Regions from separate parts of the Homo sapiens genome. Here region 1 is linked to region 2. Evidence: chromatin contacts called from ENCODE Hi-C data. All regions are on one chromosome and are shown on one strand. The core of a region is the stretch at or near the end of the contact, and the rest is flanking DNA. Distances in the headings are between cores, read along the strand shown.

What was found. Hi-C counts contacts between places; a loop is a spot of excess contacts on that map. Pooled maps may share reads with other maps.
Region 1: a loop to region 2 is called in a map of dorsolateral prefrontal cortex, with 2.4 times the contacts of the local background. The contact joins the promoter of CSMD2 here to the enhancer-like site in region 2. A Hi-C loop is called at or near these places in 2 of 168 maps with a recorded cell type or tissue (both dorsolateral prefrontal cortex) and 2 of 50 pooled maps.

The regions. Positions count from the first base shown.
Region 1 is chr1:34,163,167-34,168,411 of GRCh38, reverse strand. It overlaps CSMD2 (CUB and Sushi multiple domains 2), which reads left to right and starts at 3,182. Exons shown (of 71, transcript NM_001281956.2): 1 at 3,182-3,501. The coding sequence starts at 3,315. It also overlaps a transcript of C1orf94 not described here. RefSeq lists enhancers at 4,672-4,731, 5,152-5,245.
Region 2 is chr1:34,056,233-34,061,523 of GRCh38, reverse strand. All of the region lies in intron 2 of CSMD2 (CUB and Sushi multiple domains 2), which reads left to right. Among named protein-coding and RNA genes, the nearest start is that of CSMD2, 110 kb to the left of the region's middle. RefSeq lists enhancers at 1-252, 253-754. Within about 2 kb of position 3,568, at least 3 of the 41 ENCODE cell types and tissues checked have a DNase peak (open chromatin) inside an H3K27ac peak, as active enhancers do; they include dorsolateral prefrontal cortex, where a contact is called at or near this core.

The sequences.
Region 1 (5,245 bases), core at 1,933-4,432, 110 kb before region 2:
CCTCCTCCTCCTGGCCCCCTTTCCTTTTTACAGCCTTGCCTGTGCTCACTATACCAAAAGCTCTTTCCCCAACTTTGCATGGCTGCCTTGCTTAATTCTATTATTATATTAATTAATTAATTAATTAATTCATAGACAGATAGTCTGGCTCTGTCACCCAGGCTGGAGTGCAGTGGTGTGATCATGGCTCACTGCAGCCTTGAACAGCTGGGCTCAAATGATCCTCTGGCTTTAGCCTCCTGAGCATCTTGCTTAATTTTAGATCCCATCTTCCACCGTTGCCATCTCAGAGAGGCCTTCTCAGACCATCTCCTTAAAGCACATCCCCATATTGTTTCTCCTAGCACCATAAACTTTCCTTTTGTAGCATCCTTAATTAGTAACTTTATGTGTATTTGTATACATATTTTCTGCCTTCATCAAGTCAGGGACTGTGCACTAGGTGTATATTCATTGTCTAGCACAGCACCCAGGCACATAATGATGCTCAATAAATATTTGTTGAGTAAATGAATCTTCATCTTTTCAAGGTCTTTATCCATGTCTCAGGTTCCAGACCAAATCCTACTTTCCTTCTTAAATTAGCCTTCTGATCCCCCAAGTCCAGGAAAAGCTCACTGTCTTGACATGCCTCTCGGTAGCATGCCGGTTCTTCAGTCATGGTGATTATCGCTGTCTGACGGTATCAGTTACGTGTGGGTTTCCACCTCTGGCCTGCATCCTCCCAAAGCAGGACCACACACTGTGCATCTCTGCAGGGCCCAGAGCACAGCCTCGCTCAGGGCCCCCGAGCACAGGAGGCGCTCAGTGAAAGCACGTGGACCCAAATAGATCAGAGAGCAGGAATGGCGGAGGATGTGAGTAACTGGGCCTTTTGCAGGGATAAAATAGGTGCCCTGCCCTCCACAGCCCCCAGGGAGAAGGATGACAAACGCTCCTTTTGCCCGGGAAAGTTCTGGGGGTAAATCTCATCTGCCCGTTGCAGCCACAGAGCAAAGTTCTGGAGCTGAGAAGAGGGTAAGAGAAAGCCCATTGGCCTGCAGCCCCAGAATTACAGAGCAGCCCAGACTCTCTTCTGCCCAGCTGTGGGCTGCACAGGAGGCCTGGGCATCTCTGCCAGTTCCTTTCTCTGGAGGAGAACCCCGCCTCCAAGAGAGGGGTAAAGTCGGAGCTTAGAAGCCAGGAGCCCACCCCCAGGCAAGCCCAGCTAACAGCCCCCAAGGCCACCACCACCACTCACTGCTGGCGTAGTCAGTCCCTTCCTCCTCTCCAGGGCTGGTGGGAAGGCTGAGCCCTCTCTTTCGGGGGCTGAGTCTGGACAATGGGAAGGGAGAAGCCCCCTCCTCACTGCCCCGGGAACATAAAGCAGGCCTTTCACTGAGGAGTTCTGGCTGCTTCGGTTGGTTCTTGGCACCCAGCAAGGCGGCGTCGGGAGGGGCGGGCATACAAGCGTGTTGGGGGTGGGGACCAGGCCCGCGATTCTGAGGAGATTCGCCCGCCCAGGGCCACCGGGCTGGCTCCCCAGCTGTGGGATGAGCTCATGCAGGGAAACCGGAACAACTTGGGGTGGGGGGAGGGAGGAAGAGTGGCATCTAGGAGGCTGCGAAAGCGTGGCTCTGGGGAGGAAGTTTTTCATGGGGAGTAGGGACAAGCCTCCACTCCTCCAGCCCTGCCCCCGCCCCCCAATTCATATCGTCAACTCCACAGCCCCTCTTCACACCCTTCCTTGGATGGAAATTCCTGGCCACGCTGACAGCCGGCCAACCTGGGTCGCCAGCCACCCCCAGCCTGGCTCGCCATCCCTACAGTCCCTCTCCACACCCTTCCCCGGAAATTCTCAGGCCCCACCGCCCGCCGGCCACTGCCCCCTTGGCCACACAGATGCCAACGCTCCGTTTTGGCCAAATCAGGCTGCCCTAAGCCCGGAGCACAGCTTCTCTGGGGTGTGTCGGCAAAGGGGGCGGGGGTGCCCATCGCAGGTGCCTTTCCACTGCACGCGCCAGCAGAAGCCTCCTCTCTGGACCTTGCCCCTCCCAGTTTCCTCCAGCCTCCCCCCATGAAGCGTCTCTTCCCTCTCGCCGAGAGTTTGGCGTAGACAGCGAAGGAGCCATCGTGACTGGCGGAGAAGCCTGGAGTAGACGAGACAGAGACGGCGACCGAGTCGGGTGGGGGATGGGGTGGGGACCGACACTAAGCCCTTGGGGCCTAGAGGCAGCCGCTACTGGGGAGAGGTGGGGAGCAGCTCACGTCCTTGGGAAGAACTCTCTTGGTTTGGGGCCTTGGCTGGGAGGAGGAAGGGGAGAAGAAGAAGTAGGATCCGATTATTTAAATTTGGGGATAAATTGTACTAGTAACTCTTGCACCGTCCTTCCACCAACCTCACTCCCCACCCCCAACTCGCGTGCACACAGGGACCGCCTCTGCCACCCTGAGATTTTTGTCTTAGGGTAGGAGTGGGACCGCACTGGGTCAAATGAACCGGTTCCCCCCCCTCCCCACCCCACACACAACCCCCCTCCACCGCCCTCCAATTCTTAACCCTGCCTCTGTCTACGCACACACGCCCCTCTCCTGGGATGGGGTAGGAGGCTATTGTGAATGAGGCTCATAAGCATCGCCCCCGGCCCTAGATGGCAAGTTCAAAGCCACCACCCAAGATCAGCTGGTAAGAGCCAAGACTTGGGGAACGCGTCCTTCTTTGGTTACCTTTTCCCAGACAGGATTCCAATTTCCAAACGTGGAAGAGGTGTGCGTGTATGTGCCTGTGTGTGTGAGTGCGTGTGTCTCTGTCACTGTGTGTGTGTGTGTGTGTTTGTGTGTGTGTGTGTGGAGAGGGGGGTGTATTAATGGGTGATGTTATAAATGAAAACAGGAGGACTGAACTTAAAAGAAACTGGTCAATTGCAAAACAGACACGGATAAACAACCCTTTAGATGTAATTTGTGGTTTATCTGGAGGTGGAGGTGGCGCTGAAGAGGAACCCCCGCCCCCCAATATTTTATCCTTAGCTGCGCCTCCACCCCCAGCATTTGGAGCGGCGGAGAAGCGGCTCCGGAGTGATTAATCCGGGGATAATTCACCCCCTCCCGCCCCCCGGCGCGAACCCCGCGAAGCGGGATTGGAGCGAGTCATTTCCGAGAGCGCAGCGCGCCTCTCCCCGGCCGGGCGGACACTTGGTTCATTCCAGCCGCAGAAGCTCAGGGCTCCCGCGTACCGGGATTTTTTCCGAGCAGAAAAAAGCTCCAGAGCTCTCCTGACCTCCTTTCTCCTCGGCGGCGAGCGGAGCCTCTCCCTCGGCGCTGCCGGCCGCGCCATGCCGCGCTCGCGGGGACGGGAGCTGGGGCGCTGCGGCTGCCCCGCGGGGAGGGCTCGCGGCGAAACCGGGATTTCGGCGCTTGTGCCGGGCGCCGGGAGCCGCTGGGGCCGCCCGCCGCCGCCAACGCCGCCGCCTCTGCTGCTGTTGCTGGGCTGTGGGTTGCTCAGCGTCTCGGCCGCCGCGGGTGAGTCCAGCCGCGCCGAGGAGCCAGCGGCCGCCGCGCGCCCCACCCGAGCCCCGAGCCCACCCATCCTCGACCCGGTCCCAGTCCCTCCCCCCGCCTCTATCCCTGCCTGAATCTCCCACCCTCCCAGTTGCCTACTCTCATTCTCATCCCTGCCTCCGTCTCCCACCCCACCCTCAGCCACGTCCTCACCTCCACCCTCACCCTCACTGCTGCCCCAACCCCAGCCGCAACTTGGACGGATGCGGCCGGTGTGGGGGCCTGGGAGACAGACATCCCCGCCCGGGGTTGCGGGGCACCTGGTCTGTGGCTTCAGTTTCTCCAGCCTCCCAGCCCCCACGGTGCTAGGCTTTTTCCCGATAAACTTTCCGGGAGCCCTACTCCCCCGGCTCCTGATTCTGCCAGGCACGCTGGTCCTGGGGGCTGGAGAGGAACCGTGCGCCCCCTCCCCATTTCTGCGTCTGCAAGGTCTGCCCTTCCCTGCCCCCGCCCATTTTCTCCAATTGAAACCGGTGCCCCCTCTGGAACCGACTGCAGACTGCGGCCGCCATCCCCCTCCTCAAATGCTACCCCTCCCTCGGCGCTCGGAGCTAGGAGGGGGTTCAGGTGGACGCGTGCCCACGGTGGGGGTCCCGCGCATTCCTTGCAGGAGGGTGCAGGTGGGGGCTGGAGGGTGTTGAGGGATGGGAAGGAGGGGGTGGGGGTTGTAGCCCGAGGCGGGGGAGGGAGTGCCGCCGCCAGGCTTCGCGCTGCCACATTCCCCTCGGTGCTCACTCCGCGCCAAAGTGCCCTTTCCCGCGCCCTGCTGCAGCCGAGCGCCTCGGCTGCGGCAGCGGCAGCGGCGGCGCGGGCGGCGGGACCAGCTCCCGACGACCGAGTCCGGGAAGGGGCAGATCTAGCGGGTGCGGAGAGTCCCGGAACTTCGCGGGTGTCTGGCTGCAGCTTGCAGCGCGCGGGGGAGGTACGCGAACCTTCGAGGGAACCCGGTCCCCTGTGGAGGCTACTGGCCGCGACTGGTGCCCTCCCGCTTTACCCACAGCACCCCTCCGAAGCTCAGTTCTAGCTACAAGCTAGAAAGTTCCGTGTGCCCGGGTGGAGACGGGTCCAAACCGGGATGCCTGGAACCGCATTTTCATTTAGCCCGCGAGGCTGACACCCACTGGGGGAGAAACCGAAACACCTGCTGGCCAGGCCTAGACCTAGGGCACCTTCGACCTGGAGCCGTGTTTTCTTTTTTGTTTTTGTTTTTGTTTTGTTTTGTTTTGTTTTGAAACCACCGATTGAACCTCTGAAGGCTTGGCCTGGACCACCCCAGTTCCCCTTCTTGGGAAAGTGCGCCTCTCCTCTGGCAGGTCAGTGAGTGGCGAGCTCTCTGGCCCACTCTGGCCTTCAGCGTCTTGTGAGTCTGTCCTCGCAGACCGTGTCGCCCACCGCTTAACCGCGGCATGTTGGGGTTCTTGGTCAGGGAGGGCGCCCCGAGCCAGCTCTGGCTCTCTCATTCCTAGCTGACGGGACTTTCTTAGGTTCTGCTAAGAGTCATAGCCACCGACACCCAGAGAGGGGCGCCCGCGGTGCGCGCGCCTGGGAGCTCTGGCCTCTCGCACACCCACACCCACTGGGAGGCTGTGCATACCGACGCTGCTGGTCACCCAGACTTGCCACATGGGCGGTGGGGGAATCGCTGCTACCTCCCGCCAGGCCTCCCGGACGTACGTTGAGGCGAGGCCGGTCTCTGGCTTAGCTG
Region 2 (5,291 bases), core at 2,319-4,818:
TGAGCCCCTGAGCCCCACTCAGAACACAGATAGCAGAGAAGCAGTGAGTGGTGGCCCTGGGTGCTAGAGAGGAGCCAGGGGCATGGTCTTCCATGGTGAGGCAGCCTTGGTGCCCTGTGTCCCAGCCGCTCCAGCCGTTGCGAAACGGGGCCAATCCAAAGTCTGGATCAGCCAAGGATGGACAGCCATCAGAGCACAGTCTGCCTTGTGGTCAGAGTGAGATGTGGCACACAAGGGCCTGGCACAGAGCCTGGCACACTGTCCAGCCTGCTTCTCACCATGGCACCCTCGATATTCAGGACTATGGAGTTTCTTTGTTGTAAGGAGAGGTCCTCCACCTTGTAGGATATTTAGCAGCAACCGTGGCCTGCCAGTAGCCCCCCTCTCCCCATTGCAGAGAAGAAAAATGTTCTCAGACATTGGCCAATGTCCCAGGCAGGGTTGGGGTGGAGCAAGCTTGCTGCAGGGGTTGGGAAGTGCGAGCTTCCCTTTGTGCCAAAGACTCTTCCACGGCTACGGATTATGGTCTCTTATGCAATAGCTGTCTCCAGTCGTGACAGAAAGCCAACTTTTCTGACCCAGGGGATACAGGTGGGTGGGGCCTTTGTGCATCTCAACCACCAGGCAGAAGCATGGCTAGGGGAGGAACAGGGACCACGAAGATGAGGCCTGGCTGAGAGGGGACTGGACAGTGACTGCTTTCCAAGCCTTCACAGCCTTTTTATCCTTTTCCATTAAAGGGATTCATGACATTTTGGTTACTCCATTTCTGCAAAGAATCAATTGAAAAGATCAAAAATATGGCATCTGGAGAATTTAAAATTAGATTCTTACAAAATACAAAGTAGAAGAGAGAAGAAAAAAAAAAAAAAGGAAACAGGGAACCCCATGACTTGCACAAATCCTGCATTTGTTGCCTGGGAGCTGAGCAATCCTGGCTCTAGATGAGAAGGAATTCCAGGATGCCTGGGGGCGAGGTACGCTGGGGAGGGCAAGGCAGCCTCAGAGCTCCCCCCAGGCTGCCGCAGTTGCCTGTCCTCCCCCAGGGGCCCTGCATCCTCCGCCTCCCGGTCTTTCTCCTTCCCATCCTTTGATATATATGTTTTCAGTATATAAATACATTCTAATTATAGAAAACTTGGAAAATGAAGACTGTCATAAAGAAGAATTTTTAAAAGTCAGCTGTCATGTTGGCACCCAGAAAGAACCACTGATAACACACCCTCACACACTTATGCATTGATTTTACCCAAACTGAATCCTACTGTCTGTTCCTTAGCTGCCTGCAGTCATGTTTCAGAGCCTCCTTTGCCTGCAGATCCTCTTCTTAGGATGTTCATTCCCCTGACCCAGGGGACTGTTCTTGGCTGGTCCTCCTTTTCCTCTGTGGCATCCACTCCTGTTGACCTTTCCCATTCCTGGCCCTCATCCTCAGCTCCTGGCACCCTGTGCCTTCCTGGCATTCTTCTTTCCCTCTCTTCTAGAGGTCACAAATGTGATGAAATCCAAGGAGCCAATCGCAGCCATGGCTGTGGCTTCTGTCAGGCCAGAGGTGACCCTATGATGACCTGATGGTCCAGCAGGGTGGGGGTGAAAGGGACATTTGAATGAACACAGATGAGATGGGACCAGCCAGGCAAGAGTCCAAGGGAGTGGTGGTTGACAGGGATTCAGCCCAGAGGGATCTGGGCAGGGGAATTAGGAAAGCAAGAGTTACCCACCAGGATCCAGGGTGTGCTACAGTACTGACAATGTCGACTTTTACTGCTTGTGTTCATTCGTTCATTCATTCATTCATTCATTCACGTATTCATTCCCCACATAGTTACTGAGCACCTGTTAGGGGCCAGCCACTGAGGGAGACCATATAATATGTTAATTATACTGGGCCATGTGGTCACTCTGCAGGGTTGAACAGGCATCGCAAAAACAGTGGGGGAACAAAATACACAGATTCCCATCTCTCCCAAACTTAGCCTCTAGTAAGGGAGATTAGTAAATAAACTAGGAAACAGACAGAATGATTACAGATTTGATAAGCTTCTGAAGGAAAGAAATAGGGTGCTAGAATTGACATGGCCTGGGGAACCTACTTGGGTGGCTTGAGTATTCAGGAAGGACCCAGTTAGAATGAGGGGGCTGAGGGAAGAGGGTGTCAGATGGAGGCACATCTAGCAAAAAGCTGTGAGCCAGGAAGGTGGTGGCCTTTTGAGGCACAGAAGAAGGGCCCATGGGTCTCGCTCCACCCCTCTCAGCCCTTGGGGTGTAGCTTTTGCTGGTCACTGGAAGCACCTTGACTTCTGATGATACTGATAGCTCCATCCTTTTGCATGTGTAGCAGTGACCTTAGGGTCATAATGTCACCAAATACTTGAGCTGTGACTTGGGGAACCCTTGAGCCTAGCAGGACCTTGGGGATATTATTGTCATTGCTCACTTACTTGTGTCCTGCCATGACCCCTCATGCTTCTGTCCTATGAGACATAGCAAGTGGCCCAGTCTCTAGATTTGCAAATGGGGACCAGGGCTGGGTTTCTTTGCCTAGGACATTCACTGACCGCCACCTAAGAAGCAGCAGGTCCTAAAGTTTGGTTTAGACAAGGGCCCCACCCAAGGTTCAAGGCTAGTTGAGATCTAAAAATATAGCATCCATGGCTTCCAGCTTGTAAAACGGCTTCATGTCTGGCAGGTGGTAGAGCAATCATGTAATTCAGGGCTGGGGTGTGGGGAGCAGGGTCCAGGCTTCTGGGGACCAGGGCTGACCAGCCCTAATAAAGTAGGGCGAACAGTGCTGAAGGCCAGGTGTGCGGTTTCAACCAGGGTGGGCAGCCCAGTGGGCACTCAGACCCTCAGAGCTGACACTCACTCCAAACCCAGATCCCCAGACAACAGGCATAGGTGGTGATTCCAGCTCTAAACCCTGCCTTCTCCCTGTCTCGTCTGCCTTGGTAGATATAGACTTCCTCTGCTACTGTGGGCCCTTCACATATTCCATTCTGATGCCACAGCCTTGCACGCTGTAGCTCAACAACTTCCCTCTCCTTGGGGTAGGTCTTGGTTTATTTATCTTCATAAATTTTGTTTGATAGCTATAGGAATGTAGAGGATTTGTTTTTATATCATCATCATCATCATCATCATTTCAAGCCCTTGCTCTAGGTCAGGCATCATGCTAAGTGCCTTCCCTATAGCACCCCATTGAATCATCACAAAGATCATCTGGGGTAGGTACTGTCATCTCCATTTTGCAGGTGTGGAAACAAGGATGAGAGAGGGGAAGTGACCTGCCCGGGGTGACACAGCAAGTAAATGGCAGAGCTGGAGTCTGAAGTGCACCCGTGCTCTACCCAGCTCCTATGTGATGCAGGAGCCTGGGACCCTGTTTCTCCCAGCTCACAAGCCATCCTTGGCAAATGGAGTTGTCACTCCCACTACAGCTGTGCTCATCCTGTCCCAACTAGGTGACTATGACTGGCTTTCCCTCGTCCCACGCCCCTACTCCCAGGCTAGTTCTCTCTGCTTTCAGGCCAGGAGAAGCCAAGCCTGCCAGAAACAGCTCTGGCCAGTGTCACTGCCAGCCCAGAGCGTGCCTCACCTCCTCACCCCAACCCCCAGCTTGCCTGCCAGTGCTCAGATGTGTGGTGCTATAAAAAGCCAAGTAGTAATATGCAAATTGCCCTGATTATTTATGGCCAAGTTAGTAAATAAGCCAGAGAGACAAGGTGGGTAGTTGTTTTTATGATCTCTGCAGTCCTTGCAGGAAAATCTACAGTAGGCAGAGTCTGGGTGGGCAGAGCTGGAGCCCATGGTTTAACAAACACAGCCTAATTATCAGGCACTGGGGACAAACAAGCGAGGGGGCTTGTGGAAGGGAGTAACGGGAAGCGGTGGCCAAGAGGCGGAGGCAAGGGGCTGGAGGACTGAGTCTGGCAGCTGGACCCTCTCTGCCCACCTCTCTCTGGCTCAGCCTTTGAGCTGCCTGCCGGGAGGGGGCGGGGACTGAGACACCAATCAGTGTAAGGTGCTGTAGTGTTGCTAGGAGGGGAGGGGTCCTGACAGTTTGCCAGGGCATCGCCTCCACCAGGAGCCTCCCACTCTAAAGCTGCAGGAAACAGCATAGAAACAGCGAGAGGCTCAGGGCTTAGGGGTCTAGGAGAAGGGAAAAGGGAAGCTTCCTGCCAGCCATCAGCCTATGCTGAGGTTGGCGTGGCATCCTGGGTGGGCACCTGAATTAGTTTTCAGCGCTGTTGCATATCTGTGATTCCAGCCCTTGGAAGGTTGTGGTCAGGATGGAATCAAGCAGAGAGACCAGGGCAGAGGCTGTGGTGCTCAAGGGACTTGAGGAGATCAAGACTCCAAGCAGCCACAGGGCACAGTCAGCAGTGCTGCTAGGCTTTCGCTCCCACTCTCTGCTCAGGTGTCACTGGGAGTGGAGGGGAGACGCAGCAGATCCAGTAGATGCCACATCCATAGTTCATTGGTTGGAGCTAATGACCCCAGGAGCAACCAGCAACCCAAAAGGAGGGAGTTAGTGTATTGATACCCCAGCCTCTTCTTCCTGTAATAGGATGACTCTGAGTTGCGTATTCTATGCTCACTCCCAGTGTTCCCCAATGGGATTTAGCTCAATTGACTCCCAGTGGCACCTTATATGACCAGGTCCCCTTTCTCAGCTGCCTTCTCTTTTCTGTTTCATATCCCCTCCCCTCACTGTGCTCTTAGGGTCAACTCCCAAATAAGCTCACTTGTAGCCAAATCCTTAACACAGGTCTTGTTTTAGTGGAAATCCAACCCAGGTGATATAGCTAAACAGGTGCTGAACATTTTGATAGAAATAATTGTAATAGCTATGAGCACTTATTCTGTGCTAAGTACCATTCAAAACATTTTGCCTGTATTAAGTTATTGAAACCTCTCAACACTCTGTAAGGTAGATACCATTGTTAACCGTACATTTGATGAAGGGGAAAATGGAGCACAGACATGTTAAAGAACTTACCCAAGGTCACACAGCTGAGCCAGGATGCAAAACAAAGCACTACTAGCTTTAGAGACTATTTTCCTAATTATTATACTAAATTGCAGGCCTTTCAGATATTCCCCAAAGACCTCTTCATTCCAGGCCTTATGCTTAGCATTGGGATCCAGAGATGAAGCAGACATAGGCCCTGACCTTGGAGAACTCAGTCTTGAGGCAGAAACATGAAGGAAATAGACAAGCCAGTGCAGCATAGAGGGATGTGTCCAGAGCTGGGAGAGATTAGAGGCAGAGCACCAGGAATCAGGGAAGG